Linked DNA regions of Homo sapiens: region 1 is linked to region 2. The links are chromatin contacts, found by Hi-C in ENCODE. All regions are on one chromosome and are shown on one strand. Each heading gives the region's core, a stretch centred on a gene start or an enhancer-like site at or near the end of the contact. The rest is flanking DNA. Distances are from core to core; before and after follow the strand shown.

The links. A loop is a pair of places that touch in the nucleus more often than their neighbours do. Pooled maps may share reads with other maps.
Region 1: a pooled map shows a loop between it and region 2 (7-fold over the local background). The contact joins the promoter of NREP here to the enhancer-like site in region 2. A Hi-C loop is called at or near these places in 7 of 37 single-sample maps with no recorded cell type and 5 of 50 pooled maps.

What each region holds. Positions count from the first base shown.
Region 1 is chr5:111,753,988-111,759,552 of GRCh38, forward strand. It overlaps NREP (neuronal regeneration related protein), which reads right to left and starts at 3,207. Exons shown (of 4, transcript NM_004772.4): 1 at 3,149-3,207; 2 at 1,783-1,843. The coding sequence starts at 1,785. RefSeq lists an enhancer at 2,407-2,964 and silencers at 3,558-3,957, 3,978-4,337.
Region 2 is chr5:111,251,127-111,256,408 of GRCh38, forward strand. The region is part of intron 1 of CAMK4 (calcium/calmodulin dependent protein kinase IV); the gene reads left to right. Among named protein-coding and RNA genes, the nearest start is that of CAMK4, 29 kb to the left of the region's middle. RefSeq lists enhancers at 2,045-2,134, 2,185-2,234, 3,273-3,362, 3,583-3,852, 4,013-4,062 and 1 more. Within about 2 kb of position 3,730, at least 3 of the 41 ENCODE cell types and tissues checked have a DNase peak (open chromatin) inside an H3K27ac peak, as active enhancers do.

The sequences.
Region 1 (5,565 bases), core at 1,957-4,456, 500 kb after region 2:
TGGAATCACCCACAGACAATAACTGTCAGTGGTTTCATTTCAGGCAATGGGCTTGTGCCAAAAGGGACTGACATCTTGATGAAAGGATCACCAAAAAGTTGTGAGAATTTTTTCATGAGTAAAAATCCTTCCAGGAGCAACAAATTGTGATTCCCCATTCTGCCACCATACATAAACGACAACTGCAAAAAAATTAACACGTAATAATAATTTGCATTTGCTTTTCTGCATTCAAATGGTTCCAACTTCCACTCTCAGCTTTGGCAGGCATGCTTACCTTCTACAAAGCTCATTCTACTTACTACTACAGAAACATGGTATCTTACTCTTTGAGCTTGATCTATAGAGTTAGTTTTGGTAGGGTCCATAGTCATATTTATGTTTAAACTGGTCACCTGACATATTGCAACATACATGAAACCTCTGTGATCTATTTATGGTCACAGAAAGTAGGTAACGTTCTGAGATAAAGAGCTTGGAGGCAAGGTGATGTGGCCAGTCACAGTAAAAAATAAGTAAACACAAATACTTTACAGCAGTTGATTTTATTACCATCCTATTATTCTATGACAACAGCTAATTAAGAATTTAATATGAAGTTGGGAACCATTTGCACAAAATCCATTGATTAGCTTAATTTTATGTTCACTTCTTTTGTCTTTCTACCTCAAGTTCCTTAATTTGATCATTTTCAAACAAGGTCCATGTGGTGCTTTGACACCCACTTGTTGAAATGACAAGTGACGCATACATAAAAAATAAAACACTTGTTAATAAAAATCAAACTGAACTCATTTAACTGCCTGATTCATTTTTCTCCTTGGAAGCTTATACTTGGGTTGTTCTCAAAGAAAACATCAAAGATATCAGATTAAATTTTGATTCATTAAATTCCACCCTCGTTTCAAAGAAAAAAACTAAAACTAAATTTGGAAATCACACATTCTAAGTGACAAAGAGGTGTTTTAAAGAGTATAAACATCTGCAGTAGGACACGCTGTACTTCACTAAAAAGTTTTATGATATTTCTATTATTTTTTTTAGTTCATCTTATTTCCAAAGAGGAAATTTTTCATAGATGATTAATATACTTATTCAGCTGCTTTTAATGTGTATTCCTTCTGTTTCCTTAATCAGTAATCAAACATTAAACTGCATTCTCTGTGGATCATAAGCTTTGTCAGAAATAGTTATACTTTTATTTAGAGGTTAACATGCTTGACTTCTAAAATTGAGTACATGTCTCTCACAAATGAAATTATAAATCGAGAAAAATAACAGTAATTATATTTAAATAGATGGGGCACATTAATATAAAAATTCATGCTTTTCATCTATATTGCTTTAAAGGATAGCATATACAGTAGCTGTTTGATCAGCTGGACAGACTCCTCAGTTTTGGGTAACTTCGGCCTAGCTCTAAGACCCAAGGCTTTGTTTGAGCCCTACTGCTGTCACCACCTCCATGCGTGTCACAACACATCACTCTTCTTAAAGAACCGAATAGTTTCTGTTGTTCAAATTAAATAAATCCTCACTTCTGAAAGAGGAATTTTAGTTTTCTATTCAAAATAATTGCAAGTCAAAGAACTAATTTGCCACATCCAATTCACATAAATTGCTGTACTGCAACGCTCCCAGGAACTGGAGATAGAACCTTTTAAAGGTCAGATGGGGTGTAGAACAATGAAGGGTTGAGGCGGATGAAGATGGGTGGTTGATATTTATATGTAACAGACTGGTAAGAAGTACTGAGAATCTCCTCTGATGACCAAGTCTTACCATTTTGAGAATCTTAGTCTTGGGCTTCTATTCTCCCTCTCTTCAGTCCAGGGAGACCAACCTGCAAAATATGTTTAAATACAGTAGACACATCGCCTCACCACAGGTCAGCAAACGAAAAATGCCTCTTTAGAGGTTACAGACGAATAACCATTTTCTGTGGTTAAGATAAGTTACATGCAAATTATTGTTAACTACTGGGATTTCTGAAAGAGCTTTCCAAGTGGCCTATAGGCTTAACTAAGGGACAAAGGAATCCCTGGTACTTGGCTTTGCAGAGTCCTGGGCTATTCTTAGTGTTTGGTTCATCTTTAAATTGCATGAGTTCAAAAGGTTTAGCAACTTAAAAGTAGAACCAAGTGATAAAAATAGATTGTTTTCTGGCTGCTCTTTGTTCCCAGACATACTACTGGCAGTATATTTGCAATCAAGACGACAGAATAGGAATCAGCCTTCCACCGTGTAGTGTAATGCCTCAGAGTGGATATTTTTGGAAATGGCACTGCATTACATAACCTTCCGTGTTTAAAAAAAAAAAAAAAACCCTACACGGCGGGGGGGGTGGGGGGAGTCAGGAATATACACCATTCTGTCCTTCTCCCTAAACCAAATAAACATTAATGTACATACTGCTGCAGTGATTTACCCTCAACCTTTATATTATCAGAAGACCGCTCTTTTGTTAACACAGTTATGACAAAAATTAAGATGAATGGAGAAACTAAAAGTTCTCAAAAAGGGTATCATTCGCTCTTAGAGTTTTCCTATAATGTTATTATAGATACACATAAATGCACATCAGATTATTATAATCACCAAGAAAAAAACAGTCATTTATTTTTAAGGCCCTCCCCGCCAAAGTTCAACTGCTTTATAAGAAAATGCAGAAAAAAGTGCTGCAAGATCGAATGCCTAAGAAGACCCTCGGAAGCAGCAGCATTGAAAGAGTAATCAAGTGTAAGGGCGGAGGGACACAAATTCATTTTATAAAAAGGGAGGAAAAGCTTGCATGCACCAAAGTGCATTTAATGCAAAGAAACACAACAGTTTCTAACAAGGCTTTAGGAGCAAGAAGAACAAAATTAACCACACCAACAAGCACAAAACCCCACCCCTTCCCAAAAGAATTCATTTCTCCCTCCGAACTTGTGCATTTTAGAAAAAACCCAAGTTAAATTCCAGCCTGAATGCAGCACAACCAAAATGCCAGAATTTCTCCAAGGTACACGCTTCAGCTCTTTAAAATTTAGAGGGAAGAAGCATGAACTCTGCAGGGTTGAAGGGTCCAGCTAAGAGCAACGGCAAGGAATCGACACAAAAGAGAAACCAGCGCTCCCAGCCGGGGATAGGAATGGCATATACTTACAGACAAAAGCCCCGCTCCCTGTTCACTCTCTCTCCTCTCTACACCTGAAACACAAATGTGGTTGAAAAAGGGCAACATGCTAGAAAGACAGATTGGGGGGGGAGGGGGGATTGGGGGAGGGAGGGGGAGGGGAAAGGGGTGGAGGAAGAGGAGGGAGGAGGGGGAAGGGAAACAAAACCCAAACCGGCTTCACTTCCAAGAAGTGCAGCCTTGGAAAAAGGAGGAGGAGATCATCTCCCTGCCTCGCGCTCTCTCTCCAAGAGTGTGTGTGTCTCTCTCTTTCTCTAAGAGTCTCTCTCTCTCCCTTTCCCTCTCTCTCCCGCTAGGGTGCTAGTGAACAATGAGCTAATTCTGATGGAGCTGGCGCGGAGCCAGCGCCCCAGCCTTGCTGCCACTGTGCAGCCGCCTAGGAGCCAGACTGCTTACTCGGCAGGAATCGGCGGCTCTGGGCCCCGTCGGCGAGCGGCCAACAGGCGCGCGCGCCCCGACACCCCGCACCCGCGCCCCGGGCGCCCCGCTCGCCGCGCCGTCCCCACTGCACCGCGCGGCGCCCCGGGGAGACAAAGCGGACCCGCAGCTCTGCGCCCCGGCCCCGCCCCGGGAGCACGGCGCGCGCAAATCCCCGGCCTTCCTCCCCGCCCCCGGCCAGCCTCTCCGCCTCGACGTGCGGTTGCTTTTCAGACAAATAAGGAGGTGGAGGAGGCGGTTTGGGGGCGCGCCAAGCGTGAAGGCGGCCAGGGTGCTGCACAGCCCGGCGGCCCGCCAGGGCCGTGGGGAGAGGCGGCGCGGCCCGTACTGTAATAATAAACCTGCAGCAGAGGGCATCTGAGGAAAAGAGGACGGCGACGGGCGGCAGCCGCCTTCCTTTTATGTGCCTGTCCTGAGCGAAGCAGAAAATGGTGCCTGCGGCGGCGCGGAGCCGCGCTCAGACACACAAAGAGTCCGCGAAGGATGCATTTGCACACGGCCTCGGGTCGGACCCTGCCCCTCAGCTGGGTACGCGCGCCCCACTCCCTTCCGCGGGGAAGCCCGGGGCGGGGAGCGCCCCTGAAGGCCGGGCCCAGAGGTCCTGTGGCTGCGCGTGCACACACACACGTGCACACAGTCACACGCGCACAACCAGCCAGAGCTGCGGCCTGGCGTGATCGGCCCAAGACATACTCCCCTGGTGCTTCCTTCTCCTTCCCTATACGCTCCCCCACTGCCTGCCCGTCTGAAATTGTACTTTTTAAAATCGAGGATTGCTTTAAAAAATAAAGTGCTTTGCCATTTCTGATTTTTGTAAACTCGTCGTTCTTATTTAAAATCTATCTTTTCATAGTAATGTAATAGCTCAAAATTTTGCAACAAACTCAAATAAACTGGTTCTGTTGCCAATAAAGCAGGATATCATTTTATGGTAACTCTCAGATGTCACAGGAGAAGATTATTTCCTAATTAAATTGCCTTTCCAAGAAAAAAAGATATAAAGGATCATAGTGTCTTCTAAATTTGCCATCCACTTTTTCCCCTAATCACTGAAAGCAATGTTTTCCATTGTAACAAAGAAAATAAGGCAAATTTACAAAACTCAATTTTTAAACGTGTTTACAGAATGTCTGATGTTTTAGATTTAACATACTGGGTACAGCAATAGCAAACCTTAAAAAGCAATACTTTACACTCACAATTCTAAAAGAATGCACTGAGTTCTCTGTATGCTTGTTGCTGGGACTATAGGTCACCTTTAAAACTACAAAGCCATTGCCACAACAAATGCCTGTTAGACTGCACTGGGTATGATGTTTAAGGAGCCCACTGAAAGCTTCTCTGAATTAATCTAAAACATCACAGTAATTTTCCTGCAAAAATAAGATGATTTGGCAGCCATAGCTAGGAACAAAGGGAAGAAATATAAAACTCAACAAATTCCCTTGACCCTTTCAGGCCAGTTTACCAGCCAGGGAAGTACTGGAAGGAAGGTGTAAGGCATAGGCTGGGTGGTGGGAGAGGGGAGACGCCTGGGGGCTGATCTGCAAGTCTGGAACCCCAACACGCTGCTCAAGGGCACCTCAACATTGAGATCTTTGGCATTCACCTCAGGGTCAGGCTGGGAAAGGACCCCAAGGGCGCACCATCAAATCAGACTACCAAAAATCTATCCCAGTGATATTTGTTCAAAAGCTGCTTCTACAAGGAAACATACATATAAACACATACATACACAGGGACTTTAACGTTTATGTAAAACTTCCCTAAGATGTTCTTTCACAGAGAAGTGTTAATTTTTCTTTCTTTCTTTCTTTCTTTTTTTTTTTTTAAGAAATGGAGACTTACCATGTTACCATGTTGCCCGGTCTCAAACTCCTGGATTCAGGCAATCCTCACTACGGCCTCCCAAAGTGCTGGGATTACAGGCACAAGCCACCTCTCTTGGC
Region 2 (5,282 bases), core at 2,480-4,979:
TTTGTGTTATCCACTCCTGTAAGGTATTGCACTTTCATGAAGTGATTGTTCTGTGACTAGTGGAAAGGCTCTTGGGTTGTAAGTAGTCTGGTTACATTTTACTCCTCCACAGTCTGTTGTGCTCTACACAAGGGCTTTTGACCAAAAGAATGATATCCACTTCATTCTTCATTGACTAAGACACTTCATTTCAGAGGAAGAGATTTCTTTTTGAATTCTTTCTCTGAGGATCATGTAAGCCAGCAGAGGCCTTGTCTATATGGGTGTCCAGGTTGGTCTTAGAAATATACAAGTGTATTGGTAGTCAGAACCTAAAAAAACTCCAAGACAGTCAGAGAAGAGAACTTCCTAACAAGACATGTCCAGTGTGTTTACCATGTTCACTGCATCACAAAGCTGGAAGGAAGGCAGAGCTGGGCCAGTTACAGCCTTATCTTCATTAAGTTCTTTCTCAAATAAAAAACAAATACAGCTATATGGATTTAATTTGAGAAGGCCTTTCTGTGAGTCTTCTTATGTCTATGCTTTTCCTTTGCTTCTTATTTTTTTCTTTCTCCTTAGTCTTTCCCTCCCTTTAAAGGCTTCTAAATATTAAATTGAAATACATGAGAATGTGATACAGAGCTGTGATGGCAGGGAAAGTTCAATATGTATTCACTAATGAAGGTTTCCTGGTACACAAGGTACATTGAGGAAATCCATGTTTTTCCATCTCACGTAATGTTATGTGTATGTGACTTTGTGGTATTGTGTTTGGGGTTCACTGACTTTTTTTTTTAACCAGTGTTTATATCTTATTGCTACTAATGAACTCAGATAGATTTGGTGGAAGAAGGCAGAAAATAATTATGAGTCCACACTTGTGCGTCTCTGTACATTTTCTTTATGCTTGTGTTACTTCTGGAGTCGTGTTAGCATAACAGAAAGCATCTGGGCTAGGGCAGAGTTATGGGATGCCAAGGCATAGTCATAGTTACAGGGTGCCAAGACACTGTCGTATTCATGGCAGCTCTGGGAATTACCCCTAAGTCTGTCGTCATACACTTTCCAAGAATGGATCTAGTTGGAGAAGTATTTTAAACCTCGTCAGAGTCACTTGTCTTGGCTTCTTCAGCTGACTTGAGTGGGGACTCTGATTGTTGGCTGCTGTAGTATCATCCGTGCCTAGAGATACAGGGCTCTTGCTGTAAATAGGATGGCATAACCATAAACCATGGGGTGAGTACCTTCTTATACATTTTTGTTTAGTATGGAGAAGTGTGGAGGAACACAAAGAAAACTGCATTCTTCCTTGGGCTTTTATGATATGACCAGCATTTTCTTACATATTTTCTATAGATCCTTTCTCCTAACCACCTTTAAATTTAAACATACTTTTGGGGAACTTGTGGTTGCTGGTAGAGTTAGTGTAAAAAATATCCTATGAGTCTTATAGGTCCCAAAAGGACTTACACGTAATACTCAGTTTAAGAACTCTACAATGATATTCTTAGCAGTAAGCTGGTAACTAACATAGTAATAATAATACTACAAAACAAGTTAATCATAATGTAATGTTAACCAAAAGAACTTGTAAGAAAAACTTTGACTCTATTATTTGTGACTCACTACATTTTTCCTGGAGAAATTATTTTATCCGTGATCCTACAGATTTTCAAAATAAGGGCTAGATAAGGAATGTGTCTGTAATTAATGACAGTTTTTGGTAGGGGTGAAAACAGCATTGTATAGACTAGAAAAATAATTCTAGTAGTCTACAGATTTTCACCAATCTGACAAATACTTAGCAATAGCAAGTGATGCTACTTCTATTGATGACAGCTGTGCATGGACAATGCAGAAAGAGATAGAGGGCTCAGGCTGTCAGTCATGTTTGCATTTGTCTTTGCTTTCTTATTTTTGTCAAACTTGCTTTCTTATCTACAGAGAACTTGTTTCTTGTAGGTTACTTGGCTTCCGCTGATTAAATAACTGGAGCAACACAGACACATGTACATACACACATTTATGTTCTCATTGGTAATGGCTTAGTTTTTGATGTGGAGGTGGGTTAATTTGACAAATGTCTGCATGGATGGTAATTTAGTGCACCTTTCCTGTCCCATCATTTTTGCCTTTCATCTTCCTCTAAAAGGACCTTCGGGTTCTGGCAGCTGCCCATGGAGAAGACTCAGAGCTGTGTGCTGATGGTGCTTTTCTAGGCAGACCTCTCAAGCCAGCAGCAGGTGCCGGCTGCCCTGCTTGCCCCGGAACCTGGGAGGAGAGACATTTCCAGTTCCGGACAGGGTTGGGCTGTTCTGCTGCAACAGATGGTCAGCATTTGGTTTTCTCAGTCATGTCACCTGGGGAACTCCAATACTGTTTTATGTTCTGTTTCTTACTTTTCATTTAAAAAGAAGCAGAAAGAGAAGCACCATGCCATATCAAAATAGCTGACAGCTTCCATGTTGAGAAAAATGAAAGACAATTTTTTGAAGAGAACAGAAATGAACAAATGTACATGGTGCATTTGCTAAAATGCTTAGCTACAATTTTATGATGTTGACTTTATTCCATTTTGTGAAAAACAGAAAAGATTAGCTACTGAGAGGTTATTGAGTATATTATATACAGGCTTTTCTTTCATTTTTCAATAGTAAGTGAGACAAAAATTTCCATTTTAATTTTCTAATTTGATATTCATATATGCACATGGATATTTCTTCATCTGAGATAAGACTGTCATTATCAGCTTCATTTGGTTACATAATGACAAGTCAACTCACTATTTAAACCATTCCCAAATAAATTTCAATTATTTAAATTATAAATTATCTGTAATGTTATATATAAGCATTTTCTTTTCACCTGGAAAAAGCATTTCAGAAATCTTTTTGTGTGCAGAAATAAAACTCTGGTAAAACTACCATAGTTTAAGATCTGAATATTGAATCTGGTTTATGAAAAATAGAAGCTCAGAATAAATTATCATTGTCTTGATTATTCCCGCACATGGATGTGGAAGTGACTCAAATTTTACTCTTAAAAGGTCTGTTTTGGAACTTGAGGGCAAGGGCCTTTGTTCTGCCTTCTAGGGTATAACCAGCTCTGCTCCTGCTTCATTAATGTCTATAAGTTTGTTACAAAGACAGAAACTGACAGGAAATGAATTTAGGGTAGGGGGCACTGACACCCAAAGGGAAGTCACTGTGGACAAGACCCTCTGGGAGGCTGGCAGAGATTGCTGCCACGTGGCCATGGCAGTGTGCGCTGTGAGATGATCCCAGATGTCTGCACAGAATCCCTTCCTGGAGGTGGAGAGGGTTGACACCCTTGTAAAACACAGGGAACAGACCTGCTAACCTCATTTAATGCCTTCACACTCTGTAATGCCAGAAACTAATATTAATATCAAAATACAAGTTTTAAAGTGTGTCAGAGATGATGTTCATGCAGAATGTGAAGAAATTAACATATTGAGAAGGAAACTGAAGAACCAAGGGGTCAGTTTCTCTCAGCATTCACAGAAATCTTCCTGCACATCCCATCTACTCCTGAGTATGTACATTTCCACCTGATTGCCAGCTCCCCCAGGCGAAGGAGTTGTTTCTGCTAATCCCCCATCAATGCATCATGCACACCGCTCTACATCATTAGGCACCTGCCTTTCTGTGAGTGATGGTGATAAAAATGAAACTAGCCAAGTATGTGTGGATCATTGGGTAAAAAGGGTACTGCAGTCAGGTTCTCGGGATTTCCCTGGGGACTTTTGTGGTTTGGAGGAGCTGTTTCTGTAGTCTGTGCAAATACTGTGATGAGGCCCACATCAGATGCTGGGGGGAAATGTGAAGCACCTCATGGCAGTAGCATCACAGTGAGCTCATTGATGAAAAAAGAACCCAACAAAATCCCAGTACTCCTAAAGCTATACTTTGTCCAACTTTTACTTAGTACTTAAAAAAAAAAAAGAATGGTTTTATGTGGTGTTTAAACTGGGCTGTGTATCAAAATTCCCTGGTGTAATTGAAGTACATTTCTGATGGACATTGTTTGAAGGTCTAATTTTGTAGTTGCATGTTGTCTGAACTACTGTTGATGGCCATGAAGCCCTGGTTCCTGAGCCTTATAAATAACTTTGGTCTGCCCATCCTGTGCCATCATCACTTCCATTGGATCTGCTCACTTTGGTGAGCTATGAATGGAAAAACTCTTCCCAAGTATCAAGCAATTATATTTCTCCTTACAAACAGAAAGTGTTTTCAGTGATCTTTATGATAATCTGAGTGGGTTTTCTTGGATTCATGCCCAGCAAGTTTATTTTTGTGTGTAGTAGGCTGATTTTCTGATTTTTCTGTACATTTCTTTGTAGAGTTTACCGAACTGTTTATCTTTGCTGACAACTTCAGCTAGGTCAGAGTTTGTGTAAATTCAGTGAAGCTTTAAAAAAGCCATGATCTAAAGTTCCCTAAGATCTTTATTGCTGACTTTTAGAGTCATGATTTTGTCACAACCTTAGCTGAGCCTGTCTCGGGAATGGAAACAGCAGCTGAATTGTGTGTTTGCATACCCGAAGCCCCAGACCATTCTTGCAAAGCCTCCATTATTTGTCTTTGTAGTCTCAGAAGCTTTGCATTTATGGATTCATTGTATCATCATTTTATGGCTATTTGGAGTCTCTGATGATGTTCTAATTAAATGCCCATTTCCTGCTCACCACTGTTTTATACCGCTTAAAATGCCAACTTCTCCCAGTGTATTTTTGGATATGTGAGTAATGGGTTGAATCAATAGTGTTATTGGAAATTAACTGTTTTTAAGGCTAATGATGTAAAGATTAAAAACATTTCCCCAAGGTCAGTTTCCTTATATTTAGAATGCATACACACACACATATATATAGCTGTATGTATTTTGATATAGACTAATCGATCACAGAATTCAACTGGATATCTCACAAAAATGATCCTGTCTTACATCCATACCATGGCTGCTACTCAGTAATAAAAAGCAAAAAATGATTGGTACATGAAATAACTTGGATGGACTCAAGGGCCATATGTTAGTGAAAAAAGCCAATCTCAAAAGGTGTGATTCTGCTTATATAACACTTTCAAAATGACCAAATTATAGAGGTAGAGAACAAATTAGTCGTTGCCAGGGATTAGGTATGGTGGTGCTATGGTGGGGTGGAATTGGGTGTGATCACAAAGAGGAACATGAGTGATACTATTGTGGGGATGTAATAGTTTTGTATCTTGGTTGTGTTGGTGGTCAGATTAATCAACATGTGAGAAAATGGCATA